2 separate regions of the Mus musculus genome follow, and region 1 is linked to region 2. The links are chromatin loops, found by intact Hi-C in ENCODE. Cell type or tissue: gastrocnemius. All regions are shown on one strand. Links, peaks and the distances in the headings refer to the core of each region. The heading gives the core; the rest is flanking DNA. Region 1 holds the start of Mbd3 (methyl-CpG binding domain protein 3). Region 2 holds the start of Mob3a (MOB kinase activator 3A).

Region 1 (10,302 bases), core at 1-8,000, 300 kb before region 2:
GGGTGGCGCGGATCAGCAAAAGGCAAGGCACTGGGTTCAACGCATGCGCGCTGAGGCGAGCCATGGCCGGCGCGTGCGCACTGACCACAGCTGGCACGTAGGACGCACGCTCGGACGCACGCTCGGACGCACGTCGCCCGGCCCAGACCGCGGCCCGCAGTCGGGGCGCCCAGGCCGCCGCAGAGGCCGCTGGGAGGCGCCCGTTGGGGCCCTGCGCGGCCGGCGCGCTCATTCACCTATAGTAAAAGACATCCCTGTGGCCGGCCGACAGCCCCGACCTCCTGGGCACTTCTTCCCTTTCCCAGCCCTGCGGGAGCGCCGGGCACTCCCACCTCTTCCGCTCCATTGCGCCCCGGCTTTTCCGCCCGCCGTGGCCGATGCCGCCGCCGCCGCCGCTTCTGCAAGTTGCGACCCCCGGGCTCGTCGCCGATTCGGCTCCCTCCGCCGCCGCCACTCGCCGCAGCTGTTCTGTCCCACGGGCCTCCGCCCTCCGCCCCCAGCCGGGCGCGCGCCGGCTTCGCCACCCGCTCGGCCCCCTCCCCGCGCTTCACAGCCCCCGCTAGGGGGGCCGCTCCGCCCACCCGCCCGCGCGTGGGGCTCGTCTGCGCAGGCGTGGAGTCGGCCCCGCCCCTTCGCGCTCGCAGGACCAGTCTGACTGCCGTCCAGACTCTCTGCGCAGCCGCGGCCCCGACCCAGCCTTCGCTTGCCTTCAAGACCCGCCCCAAGGCTGTGAAGCCAATCAGATCACTTCAGCTCCTCGGCTTAAAATGCACAGTTGGCTACGTCCCGCCTTGCGGGAGACGCCCACAGGGCATGGAGACCAATCAGCGCTCAGAACCTCGTTCTGTGCTTAACTTCTCATATAAATCTGCTCTGAGACAAGGACAGCCAATCAGCGTGGCCGGGGTGGGACAACCATTGCGTTTGCGCTCTAGACTCCGGAAGCACAGTGTGTGCTGCACCTGGTCTGTACCAAGCTGGAGCAGTTTCGCCCGAGCTGCCGTCCTGGTCCTGGGGTCGCGCTGGGCTGCACCTGCGCAGTGTGCGTTTGTCAGGGACCCGCCTGGGCTTTGTGAAAAAGATCGAGTACAACTCGGGGCCTTCGACGCAGTCCTGCTTCCCTCTGCGTTTCGTTCTGGCCTCTCGGCTGTTCCAGCCCCAGCCTCTATTGCGTTACTGCGAGGACAGAAATGCACCACCACTCCCGGCTTCACCAAGAACTATTTAAGAAGTTTGTTCTTTGCAGCAGTACTGAAAATAGAAAGCAGAACCTTACACGTGGTAGACTTTCTGCCGTTAGGCTGCACCCCAGCCTGAGTTTGATGGCTCACGAACCTATTTAGAACATTCCTGGCCAGCCTGGGCCACACAGCAATACCCTAAAATCAGGCCAGGAATAGTGGCACGTGCTTGCCATCTCAGCACTGGGATAGTGGAGGAAGGAGGATCAAGCACTTCAAGACCAGCTTGGAGTTTACTAGATCCAGCATCAGAAGGAAGAACAAAACCAAAAACTGGTTTCTAAGTTAGTGAATGGAGTCACTCGCACTATCGCCCCTTGTCTACCGCAGCCCTGAGGACAGGGAGCTGGGGGGTCACTTACTCCTGCTTGGTACTGTCGGCTGCTTTGCCACTCAGGCCCAGCCAGACTTACCCAGGGAACATGCCTGAAGGCCAACTACCTTCTCACCCAGGCTTCCATTATACAGTACCTGGAAGACCTCTCTTTGAAAGGGGACCCTCCCTGACAAGGAGAGCTGCCAAGGGATCATGAGGTGAAATCACAACACATTTAAAGATCTTTGTCTTGCCTGCAATTTTTGGAGCTCAGGAACTGTATTTTATGAGCTAGGATTTGGGTCCCCAGATCAGGAGGAGAGATCAGATCACAGTGAAGAAGGTCAGGGGGACATGGAGGCTGGGATTAGTGTTTTGTATTTTTGAGTCAGAGTCTGACTTTGTAGCTTTCCCTGGCCTTGAACTCCGAGATCCTTCTGCCCCCTGCTTCCCAGGTGCTGGGATTAAGCCAGGCTTGGTGTCTGACAGATTTTTGCATGTGAGAATGGCAGCAGAAAATTGACACTGGGGTTCTCAATTCTCTATTTTTGAATTTTAAAAATCTGTGCCTCTTACCATCCAGAACCATCTAACTTCCCCAGACTGGGTCTCTCAGCTTGTAGCTTACTGCTTTATCTGGGCTGGCAGGAAGGGAGGTCTCAGACATGCAGCCTCCGGGCAAGGAAGTTCAGGCTCTCACGCGTGTTTGCCAAGCTGGTTACTCAACTGTCTTTCTCCTTCCATCTTTTTTATTCTTAAACCAATAAGGGGTTTTAAGTGGCCCAGGATGTCCTGAACCTTGCTATGTAGCTGGGGTGACAGTTATGAAGTGCTGGAGATGGACCAAGAGCCTTGTACACCCTAAAGGAGCTCCATCCCTAGCCGTTTCTGATCTTGACAACTTTCCTGAGTTTATCTTACTGTGTGAATAGGTCAGAGCTTGCGCTCAGGTATGATGGTGTGGTGGTTTGAATATGGTTGGCCCAAGGAGTGGCACTATTAGGAAGTGTGGCCTTGTTGGAGAGTGTCACTGGAGGGGTGGGCTTTGAGAGACCCTCCACCTAGCTGCCTGGAAATCAGTCTTCTCCAAGCTGACTTCTGATCAAGATGTAGAACTCTTAGCTCCTTCTCGGGCACCACAACTGCCTGGATGCTGTCATTCGACCTTGATGATAATGGACTGAACCTCTGAACCTGTAAGCCAGCTCCAATTAAATGTTGTCCTTATAAGAGTTGCCTTGGTCATGGTGTCTCTTCACAGCAGTGGAAACCCTAATCAGATAGATCACAAGAGTTGTACTCAGCTGTGTGTGCCCCAGGCTACCCCACTCCTGACCCTGCCTCAGCCTTCCAAGCATGAAGACAGGGTTGTCCACCCTCAAGTCACAGGCTCCACTCACTAAGTGGCTCCAGCAGCCCTCACTTCACCTTCTCCCATTCAGCATCTTGAGGAGCTGGAATGTCAGGCTTGCACCCCAGGCCTAGGGAAAGAGTTATGCTTATGAGTATTTAGCTTACACGTCTTGTCTGTTCATCATGTGTGCCTGATGCCCATGAAGGCCTCAAGAGGATATGGGACTGACTGGAGACACTAGGTGTCAGGAATCGAACCTGGGTCATTGAAAGAACAAGAGTTCACAACCCCTGAAATATGAGATATCTCTAGCCTCTTCTGTGGTGTTAATTTGTCTTGACACCAGGTCTTCAGTAGCCTAGGCTGGTGACCTGGATGGAACTCTTGGTTGTTTTGACTTGACACCCAGAGTGCTGGGAAGAGACGTATGCAGGATTTTTTTTTTTTTTTTTTTTTTGGTTTTTTCAAGACAGGGTTTCTCTGTGTAGCCCTGGCTATCCTGGAACTTAACTCTGTAGACCAGGCTGGCCTTAAACTCAGAAATCCACCTGCCTCTGCCTCCCAAGTACTGGGATTAAAGGCGTGAGCCACCACCGCCCGGCTTCGCAGGATTTCTTAAGACAAGAAATCACTTAGTGCACACTGTCTGGAAATCTGACCATACTGGGTTATGAAGCACCGAGATGTATGTGCTGGGTTGGTGACAGCAGTTTTACCAAAAGGCTGTGGCTGATCTGGCACAGCTCTTACTTAGCATGCAAGAAGGCCCAGGGGCCATCCTCGGCTCCATGAACACCAGGCATGGCAGTGGACAGCTGCATGAGCACTTGAGAGACAGGGGCAGGAGGTTGAGAAGTCTAAGGTCAGACTTAGCTATATAGTGAGTGTGAGGCCAGCCTGGGCTATATAAGAACTTGTCTTAGAAACAAACAAAACCAGGAAGGAAGGAGCCCTGCTCTAGCTGGGTATGGTGGCCAATAGGGGCCGTGAATACTACTTTAAAAGCATTAAAGCTGGGAGTGATTTATCAGACCAGCTGAGAGAAAACAATGTGCAGTTTCCACCCAGAAAACACTTGAATGTAGTGTAAGGGTTTCTGCTTGTTAAAGACTCTCCCAGACGTGCAAGTGCTGGGGGCTGAGACGAATTTCCCTTGAGCACGGAAAGCCTTGAGGAAGATGATGAGGAAGGAGCCAGGCGTCCAAGGCATAAGAATAAGGTTTAATGCTGCACCCATCAAGGCAGCCCTAGTGTCTGTCAACATGGAAGCTCCCTGAGCGGTGCAGACCTCTCCAGTGTCCAGCTTCCTCAGTGTCTTCCACAGGACTACGCTGTGTCTGAGGCCTCGGCACATGGTACCTGGGGGAGGGGACAAAGGGTGAGTAAGCTAAGCACACTGAACCAGCTCGGGCAGCCCAGGGCCTCTGAGCTCTGGGAGTGATGCCAGCAGTGTCACACTACAAGGCCCTTGTCTATAAGATGGAGTGAGAGGGTTGGAGGAGCAATAAGTAGGTAGGAAATGAGTTCCATCCACCCCCCAGCAGACATGCAAAAAGTCAGGAGGCTCACTGGCCAGTCTACCTAATCCAGGAGCTCCAGTTCAACAAGAGACCTGTATGGATGGATCTGGAGAGGTGACCTGGGTCCAGTTCCCAGCAACCACACACAGCAGCTCATAACCACCAGACTTCAGGTCAGATGCCCCCTTGTGGCCTCTGTGAGCACTGCAGGTACAGCCCCCAAACACACACACAAACATGAACCTTAAAACACAAAGTGGACAAGCTAGAGAGATGGCCAGTAAGAGCCTGCTGTGAAAGGACCAGGAACTGAGTTCAAATCTCCAGTAGTACATCAAAGCTAAGCATGGCTATATATACTTATAGTCCCAGCACTTTAGGGACAAGGCCGCAAGAGACAGGCTGACCCTGGGAAGGTGCTGGCTAGCCAGGACCAAGCCAAAGTGGCACATTTCTGGTTCAGTGAGAGACTCTGATTAAAGGTGATAGATAGTAGAGACAGAGGAAAGCTCCCATCTCAGTCTCTGGCCTCCCTATGTGTGCATGTGCACATACATACTTGCACATACACACATATACACAAGTCAGGTGGTCTAAATAGGACTGTACTCTGGGCAACAAGCTACCAACATTAGCAAAATAGCCAGTTTGGTGTGGTTTGATGGGGACACAGTGTTGCATGCCCTCAGCATGCAATGTATTCCAAGAGATACAAGGAACAAAAGAGATGATGGCAAGGGACAAAAGGAATTCCTGCTTAAGGTCCAGGCCACCCCAGAACTCCCAATCCATAGAAGTCAGGCCAACACTCAGACTCACCATCGAGGCCTGTGGTGGGGGAGGGGCTGCCTAATCGTCCTTCTTAAACTTGCCGTTGATGTAAGGCACCCAGTCCAGGATCAGCCGCCAGTCCGTGGCCCACACCAGTCCCACGGCACCCACAGTGCCCCACATGCCGGCTGTGGGAATCCTGGTAGGAAAGAGTGAGGCTGTTAGACTCTGCTGGTAACTTAGCCTTTGAGAACCTTCTCCCATCATATCCCATGCTGATGTCAGTCAAGGGCCCACAATATTCCCTCGACTTTGCAGGGCAGGAGGTCCTGCATAACCCCCACCACCAGACTTGGGAGGCTGAGACAGGAGGGCTGCTTTGAGTTCAAAACCAGATTCACAGGCCAGGCAGGCTAGCACTCACCTTTAACCCCAGCACTTGAGAGGCAGAGGCAGGAGGAGGATGTCTGAGTTCAAGACAGCTAGGACTACACAGAGAAACTTGTCTCAAAACAACAACTACAGACAAAACCAGCCCAAGCTACAGACTGAGATCCTACTTGAAAAATAAAAACGTGGTCACCAGGCACAGTGCTCACACTATAACCCTAACCCCAGCACTCTCTCGGAGTTTGAGGCCAGCTCAGAGGGAAAAGGCCCCCTGCTACCAAGCCTGTCATGGTCACTGGAACCCAGGTCGTAGGGAACCCACACTTTCAAGCTGCTGTCTGACTTCCATGCACATACTGTGGCTGGCACTGGTGCCAACAAACACACAGACATGACATATAAAATACAACACACACACATACATGACATAAAAACCAGGGTGGAGGGGAGGCTGTGGCTGTTGCTCAGTGGATAGAGAGCTTGCCTGACACACAGGAAGCCCTGGCTTCCATCCCAAGCACATGAACCAGGTGCGTTCATGAGTTCAAGGCTATCTCTGGTCACAGAGAGAGTTAGAAGCCTGCCCCGGTTCCATGAGACCTACATGAAAGTAAAACTAGGAGAGTGCTCGAGGCACGGGTTGGGAACTGAGCCTGGCTGAGCTTGGCCGAGCTGTGCCTGAGTCCTTGACTCTCAGCACAGCCATTATTACTTTTTGCCTAGAGTTTTTTGAGACAAGACTCAATATGCAACTTAAGCACACCTAGAACCTGTGATCCTCCTGCCTCAGCCTCCCAAGCCTTTGGATTACAGGCATGCACTATCACGATGGGCAACATACTGTGGTAAACTTGTAAACTCCTGTTACATCGCATATGTGACCGTGACAGCTGGCACTTGGCTTCCGAGGACTGGATGTCAGTGAGATTCTTGTCTCAGGTGAGTGGGAGTTGGGGCTGATTCATCAGAAGACCCTTCCCTGGGCAGCAGGACCAGGCTACTGGGGGCAAAGTTCATCCGCTGCTCTGTTTGGTTATGCCCAGTGGGACCATGTGGATACTGCTCTGTTTGGTTATGCCCAGTGGGACCATGTGGACAGTTTGTAGACAGCCCATGAATCTGAACTACACAGAGCACCAAGATACCAGCCACTGAGCAACAGTGCCAGAACCTTACCTCCTCTGTCCCCTGCTAAGACACCCAGAGTGTCACCTCCAAGCCTCACACACAAACGGAATCTCCCACAGGTGAGCCCTCTCCCTGGCCTCCCAGCAGGTGTCTTCTGTCTGATCCATGCCACCCTCCGCTGCGGCCACTAATACCATACAGCCTACCCAGAAGGGTCAGTCATGGTATAGCTATACTCATTCATTCATCATTCATGGAGACAGGGTTCAATGTACCCTACCCCGACCTGGAATTCACTATGTATCAGAGGATGGCCATAAACTCCTGGCTCTTGCCTGCCACCACCCCACCCCTCTACCCCCAGTGCTGTGACAACCCCTGTGTGGCGCTGTGGATGGACCCTGAGCACCATCTTCTGGAGACTTCCGGCACCTGTGCGTGTAGTACCGGTTCTATGTACTACACGCACACAAACCCACACATATACATATAATTGGAAATAAACTATTAATAAAAATTAAACTGGAGAAGATGGCCCTTTTCCCAGAGATCCCAGGTTCAATTTCCAGCACCCACATGCTTCATAACCATTTCTAGCTCTAGTACCAGGGGAGCCGATGGCCTCTTCTCGCCTACCTGGATACTGGGCACGTATACGGTACACAGACACGCATGCAAAGAAAACATTCAGGTGAGGGTGGGTGCCCGCTATTCTAGCGTTCAAGAAGTGTGAGGCAGGATGATTGGTGGGAGTTCCAGACCAACTTGGGGTTACAAAAACACTGTTTAAACGAAAAAACGAAGTACACGAAAGACTGCAAAATCAAAGCCAAAGGCTGCAAGTCGCCAGGCTGCACGTCGGAGTTCCGAGCCGTAGGAGTCCAGGGTACCCACCCAGAGCCGCACACAAGGCTACCCAGGTCAAGCTGGGGAAACCCAGGCTTGGAGCACCTCAGACACCGAACGAAGGCGATTGCAGCTTAACCTCGGAGCTTCCACCTGCACTGTGTCCCGCAATACTCTGCCTGTTACAGCCTCAGGTTTCCCCAGTCCCCAGAGCACACGGTGGAATGGCGGGTGACCTCCTCACCAGTTTCTGGCCAGTTCCCGGTAGCGCGGGCCTAGAAACCTGCTCAGCATCGCTGCAGGGTCTCAATACTCAGGGTCACCCCGTTCCGCTGCCCTGGAGCACTACGCATGTGCAGACGTATAGCGCATGCGTGAAGGCGATCGCTCCACCTTTTCCGGGGGTGGCGCCGAAGACATTGACATCTACTTCCGGGGAGGAGAGAAAGACGTTACTGATCCGCTTCTGTCCTGGTTCTGTGGTTGCAGTGGATCCCAGCAGTAGCTCCATGCACACTGGAACACCGGGGATGGGGTGGGGAGAGTGTGTGTGACTTTGACCACGTAGTACTAATCTGATAATAACTTTAATAATACACATACTTAGGTGTTTTTGATATGGGGGTCTCCTATATTCAGGGCTGGCCGTGAATTCCTCAGACTCCTGCCTCCACCTCCTAAAGTGTAAGCCTGGGGTAGACAGGGAGTGCTGGGACTGGACCCCAGAGCCTTGGACACGCTAGAGGAGCGTTCGTCCCACTGAGCCACAGCCCTATCTTTGATCAATTTAAACCAGAGGAACTTGAGCACAGACCCTGAAGGGGAAAGGCTCGAGTTGGGCCACACCTTTGAATACATTTGAAGTTGTCGGTGAGTCGCTGAGGGACTCCAGTCAAATGGCAAGTGCCCTCTTAACCTCCATTTGCTTGGATTTTTGCAATGGGACACCTTTGGTGCACAGGCTGACTCTCATTGGTTACCCTCTCTGCTTAAGTCCCTGCTTTGCCTGATCTCCCAGAACAGGCACATTTTAACTACTCAGCTAACCCACTAACTGCACCCCTGACTGGCAGAAAGAAGGCGGGCACATCCTCAGATACACATCCCTCCGGAAGGAGCCTAGATAGAAGGTCTGTCCCTTGTTACTTCAGCCTCACTTTTGAATGGTCAGCGACTGGCATATGGGTGTCTGCGGAGCCCTGGACCCCACAGGCCCAATGTATGTAGGTTCAGTTATGCCACTGACCTTAGCCAAGAACCAGACCACAGAGTTGCTACATCAGGGGCGGGCCTTATTACTAGGTTGGGGGTTCCATGCCCTTAGGATTGTGGAGCAAGGAAAATTCTTTGCCCTCAGGAGACCATGTCCTCTGGTTGACACAAAAGGATATCAGGCTGAAGAGACAGTTCAGTGGGTAAAGTGTGTGTCATATAGCATGAGGACCACATAAACCATGTGTGGTGGCCCACACTTGTAACCCCTGTCAACATAGGATGACAGACACGGGATCCAAAGGCTGAACTACTCTGGTCACCTCCAGGTTCAGCCAAAAGCCTGTCTCAGGTACGGCTAGGAGCACTGCCTGTTCATTCATGTTGGGTTTGGTTTCCAGCACCCACATGGCAGCACCCAGCCCCTTGTAGCTCCATTTCTGGGAGATCTGATGCCCTCTTTTGACATCAGAGCCTGCACACACGTGGTGCACAGATAAATATACAGACAAAACATCCCATAAACTTTAAAAAAAGCAAAGCTGGGTATGGTGGCCACGTGTTTAATGCTTAGGACTGGGGAGACTGACAGACCTGGAGCTGAGTTAATACCAGCCTTGCCAGCATGGCAAGCTACAGGCCAAACACACACAGTGCAACCTTAAAAAAGGTCATAAGGCAGAGGGCCTCAGTGGTAAGTTGCCTGAGGACCCAACTTCATAGAGATGTAGCTACACTTCTGTAAGTCTAGATCAGGGAGATGGAGACTGTCAGAGGGTGGCCATGCACCCCCGGGCATAGGGACTCACAGCCACTTGGGCCCAAGACAGGTCAATTGCTTCCCAAAAGCCTGAAGTCTGGGTGATCCCACACTCTCCTGCCTGTTTGCCACTAAAGCAGAGATAAGGCAAGGCAGTCTTGTATTCATTCCAGCTGTTCCTCCCATGGCTTCCAGAAGTGGCAGGTTCCCGAGCCAAAGTGGTAAACAGATTATTTGCCATAACAAGGCGTTACCATGGTTCCGAACAAAATCTTCCTCACTAGAGGCTTTTGAGGTGTTTCAGGAAGTGTAACTTGTGGGGACAGAGGTCAGCATGGAACAGGCATGAACAGTGTTGTGGTGTGTCCTGGTGGTCTCACCATTATCCTACCAAGAGACTAGGATGCCACTGGGATCTGAAACAAGGGGACAATACTTGGGAGGGGACCCAAGGACCAGTGTACAGATGAGAATGTAGGAGGCAGCTGTGGGAGCATAGGCTTGTGTGATGTGTCTGCTGACCCAGCTTTACAGCTGGAATCAACTCACCCAACCTGCTGGGCACACCTGTAGGGGACGCTTGTGCTGGGACCCCCTAAACCTGGGCCACACCTTCCGGTGGTAGCCCACATAAGAGGGCATGGAAGGAGAATGCTTTTGCTTTTTGCCTGCTTGCCCTCACTGGTGTCAGAACCCTGTTCTTCAGGATTCCAGTGCAGACCCAAGACCAGCATCCCCTAGGAATCCTACAGGACTCCAGCACT
Region 2 (15,139 bases), core at 4,420-12,419:
AGAGTGAGACCATGTCAAAATCAATAAAAACAAACAGAGGTTGACAACTATCTGACAGTGAGCCCCCATGGTGGTCACTGTAGACACCAGTCAAGGTAGGGTACCCAGAGGCAGGAGCCCACAGGCAAAGAGTCTGTGGATACCAGATGGCCCAACTTCCTCATAGCATGTCCACTGCACCCCACCGCCATCGCACACCTGACCAGTACTTCACAGCCTTCCAGACAGTTCTCCTGACCTCAGACTGCTCTCCGGCCACAGTGGCCACTGGGCCACACGCTTCATGCAGGGTATGCAGGAAATGTCCTTGGCCTCCCACCCAGTGCACACTGGGTATTACCCAGTTCTGGATAGCCAACCACCCCCTACTATGACCTTGGGTCCCCTGAAGAGGTGGCACGGCAGCAATCCCCTGCCCCAAGCGCCCTCTGGGTGTGAGACTGACGGTTGGCTAGTTTGGCACACATACAGCTTGTGGGAGGCGCTGAGGCTGGACATTAACGCACACTGTACAGGCTGAGGTGGCAGACACCTCACGGAGCCTACTGACACACGCCCCCAGGGCTCGCCTGGCTTCTGTGACTTCCTGATTCAACCCCATGCCTCTGACCCCTTAGACAGGCAGACCAGCCTGGGGCCTCCCTGAGAGGTAATTACTTAAGGCAAGCCACCAGTTTTTCCTCTCCTGTCTTTCTGAGACACAGCCTCAAATAGCCCAGGTTGGCCTTTACCCCTGGTCATCTTGTCATCTTGCCTCCCTGGTCCCACATGCAGAGCCTTGGTGCCCCTGGTCGTCCAGGGCTGGGCAGCATAGCAGTCAGGCCCACAGACCTTCACTATGACTATTCTGCATTTGCAAGTCGTCCTGCAGGCACCGCGCACACACTCCACCATCTCTGAACAAGCCTCAGTTGACAGGAGCAGTGGCTGCTGCGGCAGGCCTTCTCCTACCGCGGGCCATCCATCTGCCGCAGGGCTTTCCCGGGGAAAACTCTGGGGAGTCCCTCCAATGCTGTCACCATGCTGTGTCAAGCAGGAGCTGGGGCCACCATGAGCAGGTGTGAGGAGTCCTCTTGAATGTCGCAGGCCTGGGGCTGGCCTCAAAGGACTATAGGAAGGAACAGCCCTCTCAGCTGGGTGATGCCTCCAGGGACCTAGACCAACAAGGTTCTGGAAGTTTCTTTCACTTGTCTGGTTCTTAGGTTTTATTTGAGACACTGCCTCAGATTTGGCCCTGAGTCTCTGTCCTCCTGCCTCAGCCTCCCACTGGCTGAGCGGACACCCCCATGCCAGGCTGCTATGGGTCTTTTCCTCCATTTTCCCTGTATTCCCACCAAGACCTATAGACACGGAAGTGGCAGAGGCGTTCTGTGGCCCTCCTCACAGCCCAATGTCCTCTTAGGAAGTGAGAGGGTTTTTGGAGAAGCAAGTATTTTCTTCTCTTTCTTGAGACAGTGTTTCTCTGTCCTGGAATCCCCTCTGTAGCCCAGGCTGGCCTTGATAGCCTCTTGAGTGCCAGGATTAAAGGCATGGCCACTTCTGCTGGTGCAAATATTTTCTACAAACTATGGGGATGGGTAGAATCCCTGTTAAAATCAATTGTCCTTTGTCAGAAACAAAGGTTCTCCAGCACAGACACCTGGGCTGGCCGCAGCCTGTAGCCCTCCTCCCCTCAAGACCCCTGGTCGCCGCTGGGCGCCTCCTCTCAGGTCCAACAACTGCTCAGAACTGGATGCCAGTACTGCACGGTCCTCTTCTTTGGGCTGTCCTACTGACAGATAAGACATGACAGACACTTAGAACCTTCTAGAAGGACACCATGAGGTAAGCTAAGACTGCTCTCCTACCCCGGTACCCATAGGTTCCTCTTCCTCCCCTCCTGAAAACAAACCAAGAAAACAGAGCTCTAAGTAATAAGGCTCTGACCCCTCCCAGGCCAGGGTGCAGGGCTCAGGAGCCCAGAGTCACCCACTTCCTTCCGGAGGTTTCCACATCTGACTGTTGCCTTGGAGACAAGGCCTGAGCTAGTTCCATGTGTTCACTCTGTGGCAGGGCAGCCCCAAACCTGAACATAGCTCAGCCTCAAGGCCACCCCCACATGGAAAGGTCACTGGGAGTGGCTTGGGGTCAGTGCCTGAATCTTACACCCAGTACCCCAACAAAGACAAAACAAAGTTGAAGTGAGGTCTCTGCACACTTCCTCTGTTGTGCTTCTGGTCGCTGCTGACACTGTTTCTGAACCCTTATTGGGGTGGGACTGCATCCTGGGTCCTTCGAGGGGCTCCTCTCTGACAATGACCATTTTCTACAGGGCAGTAGGCACAGATCTATTTTGCAGATGAAGAAACTAGGGTCAATTCTCTTTTTGTTTTGGAGACGAAGTCTCAAAGTGTAGCCCAGGCTAGAATAGGACTTAATAGCTTCCCTAGTGTTTATTTGGAATTGTTTACAAAGTTGTACATTCTAGCTTTCTGATCTAAATACAGAAAGAAGGAAAAAACTATCATCAGATAACCAAAGGAAACAGGTGGAGCCCCGCCTAGAATCCCCCAGTGAGGGGCTGAGGCGTGGTCAGGGTGGTACTTGACTGGCAGGTATTCAAGTGTTTTGTTCGCCAGACCCACTTGGGAAAGGAAAAGAAGGAAGACTCTGCAATAGCATGGTCCTCAGAAAAGGGAAATGTGTCCTTTGTGGGACTCAACTGCAGAGTCCTCCTGCTCTAACTGGTTTTGCCTTTTCTGGCTAAGACATCTGAAGCAGGGCATTCTGAGAAAGCCAGGTCCATTCCCAACTGCTGGGGATTGCTGGGAACTTCCCTCGGTGAAACCACACTTTCAGAGTGGAGGGGATTTCCACAGCCGGGCCTGGCCCAGGTGTTTCCATGGGGCACAGGCTGCGGAGACGACCCATTGGGACTTTTCAGAGTATGGGGGTCCTGCAGGGAGTTCACGGTGAGCTGGGCCATCCCACCTGCTGAAAAGCATGAGGTCACATGCAGAGGATCTGAAACTCAGTTCTGCTTTAGCTTTCAGAAGGTGCCTCACGTAGCCTCACAATCTTCCTGCCCCTTCCTCAAGCTGACAGACTTGCCGCACCATGCCTGGCTTTTGAAGTGAGAGTTTGCAAGCTTTCTGAGAAATGAATAACTGGGTCTTACGGCTTTCAACATGGAGGGGGAGGGCTGGAGGGAGCTGGCTCCAAGGGTGAAGGCACTGTCACTGCCTGAGAAACAGTACCACAGGAAGGAATCCACAAGGGCAAGAAACTAGACTCTTCCCTCCTTTAACTTCCTCCAGCACAAAATAAACGAACAAATAGATAAATGCAAACGTCTTTGAGGTTTAAATAACTCCCTCAGCACTGCATCCTGGAAGGAGAGAAGTGTGGTCACATTCTGTGCGCCTCAGATGCCCCACTGCTGCGAGGCCTGGGGTAGGACTGCAGACACCAGGCCCTTCCCCCAGTGAGCCCACAAGACAGGCAGTGTCTGACCCCAGAGTGAGCCCTAAGGACAGCTGCAGACTCCAGACTCGGTCATGGAGGTGTTGCTCTGTGACCCAGAGCCAGCTCACCTCACACTCACTCAGCCTTGCTGCAGTCTGAAAACTCTCCCTCCATGGCAGCGCTCAGGAAGCTGAGGCTGGAGGATTGAGAGTTTAAGGTAAGCCTGGGTCACAGAATGAGTCCATGGCAGTTACAATAATTTAGCAAGAGGTTCAATTACAGTGAACCTTATCATGCCTGGGTATAGTGTGTGCAGTGTGTGTGTGCTCTGAGAGCTCTTAGCCACGCTGGACCCTGACAAGACAACACTGTCTCTTTAAAAATAACAACTCCGGGGCTGGTGAGATGGCTCAGTGGGTTAGAGCACCCGACTGCTCTTCCGAAGGTCCAGAGTTCAAATCCCAGCAACCACATGGTGGCTAACAACCATCCGTAACAAGATCTGACTCCCTCTTCTGGAGTGTCTGAAGACAGCTACAGTGTACTTACATATAATAAATAAATAAATCTTTAAAAAAAAAAAAAAATAACAACTCCGTACAAGACTGCACAGAGAGGCTGTGTCTTAGAAACTAACCCCACTAGAGTCCCAGGCTCGCACTGCTGAGGCAACAGACTACAGACCTGACTCCAGTGTGTGGGAACTCTCGGTGCGACAGACAGAGAGCCAGCTCCCAGACATCCCGTGCCATCTACACCTGAGCAAGTGCGGCACACGCATCACACAGACCTGTACTCAACAATAAGTAACTTTACGTTTCTTCCTTTTGTTTTGAGACAGGATCTCTCTGTGTAGTCTTGGCTGTCATAGAACTCACTCTGTAGACCAGGCTGGCCTGGAGCTCACAGAGATCCACCTGCCTCTGCCTCTGGGGTGCTGGGATTAAAGGCATGCGCTACTGTGCTGGGACATAAAATACAAACTTTAAATTAAAAACTAAGCCCCCTGGCAGTGGGCAGAGAGACCCCTTGCTGTTGGTGGTGTTACATCTGCCAGGGCAGTCCTTTGTGCATCCTGGCTTGATGCCTGGCGTGGTGGCCAAAGCCGTCTTATGCCTAGGACTCATGAAAACCGAACCAAATCAAATCCAGTCTGCACAGTGCAGATAGGAGGAAGACCACCCACAGCCCTGCCCTCCTGTGATGGCACTAGAGCCACAGGCCCCGTCTGTTCCAGCACAGATAAGGATGTCACCCAGGGGCCCGCTGTCAGGGGGATCATCACAACGCGCCAGTCTGTGGAGATGGGGGGAACAGAAGCGGAGCAGTGTGAGCACTGTGGAGATTAACTTAGAGATGGAGGTGGAGAGCCGTGAAGAGCCACTGTGAGGGGCCAGCTCTGCCACCTGGGGCTAGAGTGAGGTCCTAGCCCAAGGGCCACATCTGAATCTGTAGTTATACAGTGGCAGGGGTCGGTGTCAATGTCCACGGCTCATATTCCCTCTAGAGTCTGTGGGGATGAGCTGCTGGGGACCACGTGGATGTCCAGGGGCCATCTATACCTGGCCCCATCTCTCATCGGAGACAGTATTCGGTAGAGCTTTGGTAGAGTGGGCCCTGAGCTTAGCCCAGTGGAGCTGGCCCTGGTGGTAGGGGTGTGGGTGAGCCAGCCCCAAGGGTGTGAGTGTAGGAGAGCCAACCCTGCCACCCATCTGCTGGGAGGTACCCCAGGTACACAGGTGATACCCCACCTCCCCCCTCACCACCAGTGGCAGTCAGGAAAGCGACCCAGAGGGTCATGAGCTCTGGAGAGCTGGCCCTGGCCCCACTGCCATGAGCTAGTGCGGCTGTGGGTGATGCCGCCCCTTGCCACCTGAAGTGGAAAGGGAAGCAGTGGGTGGGAGAGAACAGGGTCACTAACTAGTTCTGCATGAGAACTGGCTGCAGCACGCACGTGGGAGAATGGGCCCTGCACCTTGCCTGCACAGTGAAGCAGAAGCAGCCTAGTTGGGGACGGCTTCCTTGGTGGCCCTTTGGTCCCTCCCCCAAAAGGACAAATACCACTAACCAAAATGAAAAATCTCTTGCATCACACTTAAGAAAAAACTAGTGCTGGGGGGTGGCGAGAGCAGCGCATGAGCATAGGGCGCTCCAGCAAGGCCTGGGGTTTGGGGTCACAAGCCTCTGGAACTGCAGTCCTCTGGGGATCTGGTGGTCGCTGCACCAGCCATACACATACATGCAGGCAACTCATAAAATAAAAACAAATACATCATGACACGGTCTCAGCACTCACCCCACAGGCACATAGGAAGAATTAAAACATAAGGAACATCAGGGGACCCCCAAGGGACCACAGCATGGAAGGAAGAGCTGGCTCCTGTCAAGGAGTCCACCAACCTCCGTAAGGTTGCCTGCTGTAGCTTGCACATGCACGCTAAACAAATATAGTAGTAGTAAGTAGTAGTGGGGCTGGAGAGATGGCTCAGTGGGTAAGAGCACTGACTGCTCTGCCAGAGGTCCTGAGTTCAAATCCCAGCAACCACATGGTGGCTCACAACCACCTGTAATGGGGTCTGATGCCCTCTTCTGGTGTGTCTGAAGACAGCTACAGTGTACTTACATGTAAGAAATAAATAAAAATCTTTAAAAAAAAAAAACAGTAGTGGTAGTCGTAATGCAAACATCGATAGCTGGGCAGTGGTGCACACTTTTGATTCCAGTACTGGGGAGGTAGAGGCAGACAGATTTCTATAAGCTTGAGGCCAGCCTGATCCACACAGCAAGCTCCAGCTCCAGGATATACATAGAACCACATAGAGAGCCCTTGTCTCAACCCCTATCCCTAAAAGCAGGAAGTCACCACACCTTTGAGTGATGGGATAAATGTCTTGGAAGCCTCTAGATCTCTATGAGCGCCAAATACAGTTTTAAATTTTCTGGTAGCCTCATAAAAGAAAAAAAAAGAGAGATGAAATGTACAACAATATTCATATTTTTGCTAATTTATGATGTGTTCTGCCCCATTGTAAAGCCATTATAACTGGATATATCCATTCCTGCAGTTCTAGTTCTTGGGGGGGCTGAATCAGGAGAACTTGACACGGTCCTGGGCTACCGAGGGAGTGACAAGCCAGCTGGGATGTGTACACCGCTGGAGCCATAGCTCTGTGCGTAAGAGTGCTCGGCTGTTCTTGCAGAGGTCTGGGATTCAGGTCCCTGCACTCACATGGCAGCTCACAACCGCACGTGACACCCTCAGAAGAGGCTCCTGTAGGCAAGTGGCACACATACACACACAATAAAAACTACATTTCTCCTAGGTAAGAGGCATGCCATTCACACAGTGCCCTGCAGTGTCGTCCTGGTCTCAGGGTGACACTAAGGTCGGGGATGGGGGGCTCTGCTCAGTCCACATCTCTGATCCCAGACAGATAAATTTCAATTCAAACATATGTTTCTATCACGTTCACTCCGCCCTAACATTGAAATTAATTCTACTTTGGGGTAGGGCTTATCACCCCCCTCCTCCAATACTGGGGAGGAACCCAGGCTCATACACACCCTAAGTTAATGTTCTGCTCCTGAGCCCTCACTGGGGGAATTCTAGGCGGGGCTCCACCCTGATTACACCCCCAGCCCTGTTGCTCTTTTTTTTTAAGATTTATTTTATATATGTGAGTACACTGTTGCTGTCTTTATACACACCAGAAGAGGGCATCAGATCCCATTACAGATGGTTGTGAGCCACCATGTGGTTGCTGGGAATTGAATTCAGGACCTCAGGAAGAGCACTAGCCCCCTTTTGCTCTTTTTGAGGTGAGATTTCACTAAGTGTCCCAGGCTGCCCTTGAACTTAAATGGCACTGGAATGGATCAAGATGGAGAAAGGACAGACATCAAGAAGCCCCAGGGGTGGAACTCTCTAGCCTTGTCACCTCTGCTGTTCACTGAGTTCTAAAAACAAGCCCAGGACAGGGGCGGTTAAAACCTGGTTTTCGGAAGTTCTCAGGTTATCTGCTTCTGCCTTTGTCAATGGTTAAGTCTGTGGTCTCTTTTGCATCCTGCTGCCTCCAGCTAGCACCTCTCTGAAGCCCCATCACTTACAGAGCTAGTAACCACTTCCTCCATGCTGAAGGAAGAGCTGGCTGACCTGAGAGTCCTACCTAACTGTCCCCTGACACTCCCACCCCTAGTTCCTGAGCTCCCAACTCTGCATAACGGTAGCAAATCAGAAACCAAAGTTACAAGGATACACGTGGAGCTCTGGAATAATAATTGCCCTGCCTTAACACTATGCCAACCTCTACTTGACTGTAGGCACTTTATTCTATGGAGCCTAGGGAAGGGGTGGAGGCAGGAGGGAAGAGAAAAGGCAAAGTTATTGGCGCAGACCTTTAATCTCAGCGTTCAGGAGGCACAGGCAGGGTGATCTCGCTGAGTTCCAGGATAGCCTGGGCTAAATATAAAAGGAAAGAATTAAAGAAAAGAAAAGAAAAGAAAAGAAAAAAGAAAAAGAAACTGCGGCCAAAGTTAACTTTCTGTGATCTGTTTTTGAGTCTCTCCATCCAGCCTTTCAATGGCTTATTTAGGGGAGGCCGAGGAGTGCTGAAGAGGCAGAAGTAGGGATAGAACCCAGGGCTTTCTACACACAAGGCAAATGCTTCACTCCAGAGCAAGAGCCCAGACCTTCAATGAAGTTTAACAGAAACGTGATCATTTCAAACAAATGAGTCAGCGGAGATGGGAAGGAGGATCCTATCCAGCCGCTGGAGGCTAGCCTGTGCTATCTAGGACCTCAAATATTAAACACGCTTTTGATCCATGACGCTTCCTTTCTCCCTCCTTTTGACAGATCCAGGTCCCCAGCGCCCACTCTGGGCCGGTCGCTGGACACTGTCACCCTGAGGGATGAAGTCCCGCTGCCCGCCGCCCGCCTTGGCCCTCGGAGGACCCACCTGGCTGTCCGGAACCGTCTCTCGCTTCGCCCAGTCTCCGGCCGCGCCCGCAGAGGGACACGCCCGCGGAGGGACACGCCGCACGCCCCGCCCAGGCCGCGCCCGCCAGCCGGATTTACTTCCCTTAAAGGGAAGCAGCCCGGATGGAGGTGTGGCGCCCGAGTTCGGAGGATCACGGTGTGAAAGGCAGGCGGCACTCCGCGCCCCTGGAGACCAGGACGGGCGCTGCTAATTGGCTGTAGTGGAGCGGATGAGGGGCGGGACGAGCCCTCCCTCGCTGGCTCGGGAACTGGCGCCAGCCCAAAGCGCATGCGTAAGGCGCTGTGGATGGGGTGGAGCCTGGGGACAGACTGGCATTACCAGTTGCCAATTGTAACTGGAGAGATTCAGTTACACTCTCCTGGGGAGATCCAGTAGAGCCAGCCCTGGGACAGAAGTCCGGATGGCGGTGGGGTGGGTGTGGTGACAGGCTAGAAAGGGGTGGAGCCATCCGTGGGCGGTACCAGGCCTGTAGGCGGAACCAGGCCTGGGACAGGAGTCTAATCGGGGCCTGGCCAGGTAGGGGCGGAGCCATCCGTGGGCAGGCGCTGTCTTTTTTTTTTTTTTCGAGACAGGGTTTCTCTGTGTAGTCCTGGCTGTCCTGGAACTCACTTTGTAGACCAGGTTGGCCTCGAACTCAGAAATTCGCCTGCCTCTGCCTCCCAAGTGCTGGGATTAAAGGCTTGCGCCATCAGGCCCGGTGGGCGGGACATGTCTAAGCGGGGCGGGACCAGAGTTGGAAGCATGATCAGGCCCGGGCAGGGGATGGCGCGGCCAGGGTCCACAGCGCGAGCTGTTGGTTGGTGCGGCGTGGCAGGGCGTGGCGCGGGAGGCACCGTTGGTTGGTGCGCGGCTGGAGGGTGCGGCGCTGGCGGCGCCGATGTTTGGGCAAGGCAGGCTGGGCCAGGCCATGGCCCTGCTGTTGTTTCTGGGCATGACAGCGGCGCTGGCCCGGGGCTGCCTGCAGTGCGACCCCAATTTCGCGGAGAAGTTCTCCTTCTATCGTCACCACGTGAACCTCAAGTCGTGGTGGGTGGGTGACATTCCTGTGTCGGGGATGCTGCTCTCCGATTGGATCCAGAACACGATGAAGGAGCTCCATCTGGCCATTCCTGCTGAGATCAGTGAGCGGCGGAACCCATTCCAGGGTCAGAAGAGCAGCAGGGAACCGGGCAGGGCCACTCATTTGCTTGCTTTTTCCTCCTGCCCTTAGCCCGGAAGAAGCTATATCAAGTAGCAGAAGCCGTGTACCAGAGGATGGACCAGCTGTACCAGGGGAAGATGTACTTCCCAGGTAAAAAGAGAAACAGGTGGGGCCGGTGCGAGCTGCTACGCACCTGAACTTGACCGTTCTGCTGTGACTCTCACATCAGGGTATTTCCCCAATGAGCTGCGGGCCATCTTCCGGGAGCAAGTGCGCCTCATCCAGAACGCCATCATAGAGAGTGAGCAGTGGGCTCCACAGAGGGGAAGATGATCATGGCCGCTGGCACTTCAGGGCTAGGGGCACTGGAAACAGGGCTCAGGGAGGAGTGACTCTGCAGGAGGCCCTTTTGCATAAATGTTTGCTAGCATGCCCATCACCCCCTTATTTCTGTCAAACTAGTCTCCTGGTGGCACCTAGGAACAATGGAACCATCCTTCCCTTAGGTTATCCCCATCTTTCACTGCAACTGACCCCTTCCTACATCCATGAAACTCATGTAGCACAAGCGTGTAATCCCAGCACTCAGAAATGAGGGAACGAGGCAAGAAGATTGCCACAAATCACAAGGCAGCCTAGGCTACCTTCTCTGTGCTAGGGTATCCTGGGCTACAAAAACAAGTGGGGCTGAGGTGTTGAGCTCTGGGCCTTGTCAGAAAGCACTATCCTGTTATGTCCTCCCCTCCCCAGGCCGCATTGACTGTCAGCGTCACTGTGGTAAGTGAACCATGGTCCAGGCTAAGGGCCACAGTGGCAGTGGCCCAGGCTGGGGAGGGCCCAGGGGAGTCTGGGGCTGCTTCTCATATATTGCAGGTATCTACCAGTACGAGACCATCTCCTGCAGCAACTGCACGGACTCCCACGTCATTTGCTTTGGCTACTACTGCAAGTATGGCTCATGCAGCAATCCCACTGCCCCTGGGGTCCTAGGCAAGGAAGGGGACCAGGGCCTTGGGGATACCCCACCACCAAGTCTTGTGTTCCCCCCCCCCACCCCAGGTCATCGGCACAGTGGGAGTCAGCTGTACAGGGCCTTCTGAAATACATGTGAGCTGGGGCTTATTGGGTACCAGGACATGGAGAGGGAGACACCAAGGGAGGCCACTTGGTCCCCTGACTCCAAACCTACTGTCATTGTAGAAACACCTGGCACAAGTAAGTTCCTGCTGGAATCCAAGGTTGTGTGTGCCTTATGATGAGGGGTTGAAGCTTGCCAAGGCTCAGGAGGACCTTGCCCACACCCTTCAAAGGTCTCCAAGTTCAGCTGGAGGAAGGGGGCAAGCCATCCTGGCTGAAGGGTCTTCATGAAACCTATTCTTCCCTGAATTGGTGTGGTGGCAGACCTGGAGGGTCTAACTGGAGCCCCATTCTATTTCAGACAGGATGAAAAGATGAGGTAAGACCAGGCCTTCCACTTGAGAGGGAGGAGTGAGGTGAGGAGCGGGGTATGGGGAGTGGGGAGAGGGATGGAGTGAGGAGGTGTGTGGGTAAGAGTGGGAGGGGATGCTGGGCAGGGTGGGTAAGAGCGGGAGGGGATGCTGGGCAGGGCTGTGTGCCTGAGGGCACACTGGCCATCTGTAGTCACACCTGCCTGTGTGGTCAACGCACTGCCTGAACCATGCTGTGTTTCTTCCCTGCGGCCTCAACTTGGATGTGCAGAACCACCCCAGCCTTGTGAGTGAGCTGGGGAATAAGGCTACAAAGAAGCAGGTGACCTGTGGAAAACAGAATTCCAAAGTCAAGTGGCCTCTTTGCCACAGACCTCTCATGCCCTATCGAGGCCTGTCATTGTGGGTGCTAGGGAGGGTCCCTATCCCACTGGCACACTTTAGGATTTAAGAACAGGCAGGGACTAGGTGTAGCAATGCATTCCTATAATCCCAGCCTTCCAGGAGCCTGAGGCAGGAGAATCTTAGGGGCTAGCTTGGACTATATTAATGGGCTATGGGAGGCAGCCTAGGAAGGGAGGCAGGAGGGCATGTGCAGACAATGGGCTTAGAGCACCTCCTCCTCATCCCCCAAAGCCTGTCACAAAACATAAAGTGTCTGGAACCTCAGCATCTGGTCAACCTGACCTTGGAAAAAGTCTCTGAGTGTCTGACCCAGCACTGACAGTGGCTGCCAGCCCCCAGCCTCGGCAGAGGCCAGGACTCAACTGCACTGTTGCCTCTGGAGAAGCTAGCTGCTGCCTGCCTCAAGTTACCCCTCCCACTCCCATGGATCCCAGGCTGGGCCGGGACAGGGGAGGGCAGGGAGATGGGTTTGTGTAAGATAGTGGGGAACCCCCCAGGGCAGGGCCCTCTGAGATATTTTGATTAAAATGCCCTGACATTTCTCATGAGGAACAATTCTTTAACTGCCAGATCTGGCTAGGTCGTTAATGTAGCTGGTGGCATGCATTTCACCTGAACATGATGTACAGGTGTGGAGGGGTCCTACGCTCCTATCCACAGAGGGAGGGACCAAAAAACCTGGCTGGTACCTGCAACATCTCCCTCGGGGTCCAAGGACCCTGGGTAACTATGGGCAGGGTTGCAGAAGGGATGCTTCAGCTCTTGCTGAGGTGGGATGCCAAGTACTCCAGTATGGCCTGGAGCATGCCATGGAGCAGATGACTTGGCCTCCTGACGGTCCTGCCTCTACAGGCGTGCTAGCTGGGTCTTCCTGCACTGCACCTGTCTGTAGACTGACCTTGAATTCTCTCAGCCTCAGGATGGATGATACAGTGGGCTTTGTAAAAGTGGAGCAGGTTAGTGTGTGATCCAGGTCAGAGACACAGCTGGACCACACTGCAGAGAGCACCTAGCAGCAGAGATAGGCTGGCTGGGAGAAGTTGATGCAGGAGACCCAGGGGTTCCTTTTTGTTTTGGTGTCCTTGTCACCTTGGTTTCCTTGTCACCATGTCCCCTGGCCCCAGGCAGAAGCATTTCCAGGCACATTCCTACAGTTCTTGCTCATGGGACAGGCAGCAAGTTAGTTTTGTTTTTAACAAGGACTACACATGGCAGCATCTAGAGTCCCTCCTTCCTCCAATGGACTGGAAGAGCAGTCTGAACAGGATGAATAGGGACACTAGGTGTTGTGTTGGGAACTCCAGCTGCACTCTGTGGCCAGTCATCAACCACAGCAATGGGTACACTGTAGCTACCGCTGCTGCTGAAGACTACCTCTGTGGGTCCTGGCTAGGGCTGGCAGGATGCTTGAAGCAGTGAGAGAGTGCTGCATGGTCTCAGATGGGGCACTGGATGAGGCCTTGGGCACAGCAGCATTTGGGGACTTCAGTTGCAGTTGAGTTTATTTGAAAAGGAGTCTTCCTTTTTCCCCATCAACGAAGTGGCAGTGAGCTGCCGAGATGGAGCAAGGGCCTTTTTCAACTCAAGTTCCTGCTCTCCCCCCTCACAGCCACAGGAGCAGTTAGAATGCTGCGGAGTGGAAAGGTAGCTCTGTGGTTAAGACTCTTGCAGAGGACCCCAGGTTTTCCAATATAGGGTGGCTCACAACTACCTGGAGCTGTAGTTCCAGGGAACCCAGAGCATTCTCCTGGCACAAGGTACAGACATTTTTTTTTTCCCTTTCAAGCTAGGTCTCTATGTCACCTTGACTATCCTGGAACTTGCTCTGTAGACCAGGTTGGCCTCCAACTCAGAGATCCCCATGCCTCTGGCTCCCAAGTGCCGGGATTAAAGGTGTGTGTTACCACAATTTTGAATTCTAGCATGGCAAGTGGAGATTGGAGGTAATGATACAGGACAACTGTCTTCTGGTTCTGCACTCACACCAAACTTGTAATCCCCACACACAAGGCACCTACTGGTGGAGGTTGGAGAAACTCACTGGTCTGTACCACCTGAGCTTCAGGAGCCTAAATGGCACACTGGGGACTGCCCTGGGGTACCATGGGGACACAACACACAAATGTTTTTTGACTCTTTAATGGGTCATTGTGACACCGATCGTCAGCAGCGTGATATATCTCTCTTCACATGGGAATGTCAACAGCAAATCAATCATGGAACATCATAGAGCTGGAAGGTCACATGGGGTCGGTAAGAGTACTCTACATGCTAAAGTGACAGTTGTCCTCAAAGGAAGCCAGAATGTCTGTAGACCACTGTCACCTCTGAGGAAGGCTCAGCTTGTGCCCAGCTACCCAGTTAGATGTCTCTTCACCTTACCCAGGAACAGCTGGGGAAGCACTGACTGCTCCCAGGATGCACACTCTCCACTGCAAGGCACTAAGCCCTCCACAGCTGCAGGGACAAGCCCATGATGTGTAGTGACAAACTGAGGCATACATTGCACTCTTCCACTGACCCCCACAACAGAACCCCAAGACAGACCACAGTTCTGTTGAACAGAAGAAAATCAAAGGGCCATCCCTGTTGTCTGCAGCTGAGCTGCGGAGCCACCCACAAGGACACTTCATCCATCTGACCTTGCAGGCTGTGGGGAAAAGCATTAACAGCTGGCCTTATCACCTCTCCATAGAGGCTACCAGTTGGAATATTTGTGGACAGCAGCATCTGGAAGGGTTCCTCCAGAGGCAGCATGGGGTCAGGAGTGGGGCCACATCAGTGTGTTTGCTGTAACCCTGCAGTCCACAGCCGCCTTTGAGAATGGGAAGTGGAGCAGCCCCTTTCTGGCTAGGGTCAGGATGGCCTTCCTTGCTAAAGGAGTGCAGGTCGGAATAAAGGATAATAAAAGAAGTTGATGCAACATAGGACCTCAGGGTCACACAGTGGAGGCCGGTGGTGTTAAATTAATGCTGGGTGTGAGACAGTACACACAACAGGAGAGGTAAGACGCATCACATCTTTCTGTGGTCTGTTGCACATCCTGGACTGCAACTCAGCACTGAGCCAACGTGGTCTTCATTTCCTCCAGCAGGCTGCTGAGCAACGTGGCATCGCTGCACTTCCCATCTACTGACACGGAGCTCTCGCCCTAGGGGATGGCACATGCACAAATTGCCTATGTTTGTGTGTGTGTGTGTGTGTGGGGGGCGCAAATGTCACCTCTCCTACCCTCCCTGGAGCCTAGACCTCACTTTATTTTTTTGAAGCTATGTAGCCCCAACTTGCCTGGAATGCAGTAACCCTGCCTCTGTCTCCTGAGTGCTAAGATGGCAGGTAAATAGCATACAGCCCTTCAGGGCGCCGGAGACAGTTCTGAGCCCACTCTTCCCTTCCTCTTGCCTTGTGTTCCCAAACCAGATGCATCTGGAGGGCCTGGTAGAACTGTGAGGGTTGGTACAGCTCAGCTAGGAGGTCTCGTCTAACTGTGGGAGATGGGTTGTACTCTTGGGATGGGGACCTTAGAGGACAGCCCTGGACAGGGAGGTATGTGCAGGGGAAACTCAGCCTCTTGTTGAGAGCATCCTGGGTGGCTGCAGAGCAGCAGGCACTGCTGTGAGCTCACCTTCTTCACCAGCAGGCAGACATGGTGGCCCTGGATAGAGCGGCTGTACATGGAGGCACAGGAGTCTACTCGCTCC

The links. Peaks named below come from ENCODE experiments on the same cell type or tissue, not always from the same donor. Only the 100,000 strongest peaks of a DNase experiment are listed, where the experiment ranks them.
Region 1: it touches region 2 in a loop (2.2-fold over the local background); 2 of 42 quality-filtered maps call a loop at or near these places.

What each region holds. Positions count from the first base shown.
Region 1 is chr10:80,398,886-80,409,187 of GRCm38, forward strand. Mbd3 (methyl-CpG binding domain protein 3) reads right to left here and starts at 646. Exons shown (of 7, transcript NM_001306143.1): 1 at 333-646. The coding sequence starts at 346. It overlaps Uqcr11 (ubiquinol-cytochrome c reductase, complex III subunit XI), which reads right to left and starts at 7,936. Exons shown (of 3, transcript NM_025650.2): 1 at 7,811-7,936; 2 at 5,251-5,401; 3 at 4,112-4,270. The coding sequence starts at 7,860. The coding sequence ends at 5,281. In gastrocnemius, for the core only: CTCF peaks have their summits at 207 and 4,616 (motif pointing left); DNase peaks (open chromatin) are centred at 31, 711 and 7,942; H3K4me3 peaks cover 3,803 bases; H3K27ac peaks cover 3,401 bases.
Region 2 is chr10:80,693,395-80,708,533 of GRCm38, forward strand. Mob3a (MOB kinase activator 3A) reads right to left here and starts at 8,426. Exons shown (of 4, transcript NM_172457.2): 1 at 8,403-8,426. It overlaps Izumo4 (IZUMO family member 4), which reads left to right and starts at 9,299. Exons shown (of 10, transcript NM_027829.3): 1 at 9,299-9,565; 2 at 9,655-9,735; 3 at 9,815-9,886; 4 at 10,336-10,362; 5 at 10,459-10,534; 6 at 10,645-10,692; 7 at 10,786-10,800; 8 at 11,024-11,041; 9 at 11,305-11,319; 10 at 11,670-11,988. The coding sequence starts at 9,322. The coding sequence ends at 11,757. Ap3d1 (adaptor-related protein complex 3, delta 1 subunit) reads right to left here. Exons shown (of 31, transcript NM_007460.2): 30 at 15,064-15,139; 31 at 13,562-14,589. The coding sequence ends at 14,494. In gastrocnemius, for the core only: no CTCF peak of the experiment used is centred there; DNase peaks (open chromatin) are centred at 4,553, 8,678 and 9,221; H3K4me3 peaks cover 3,542 bases; H3K27ac peaks cover 4,112 bases.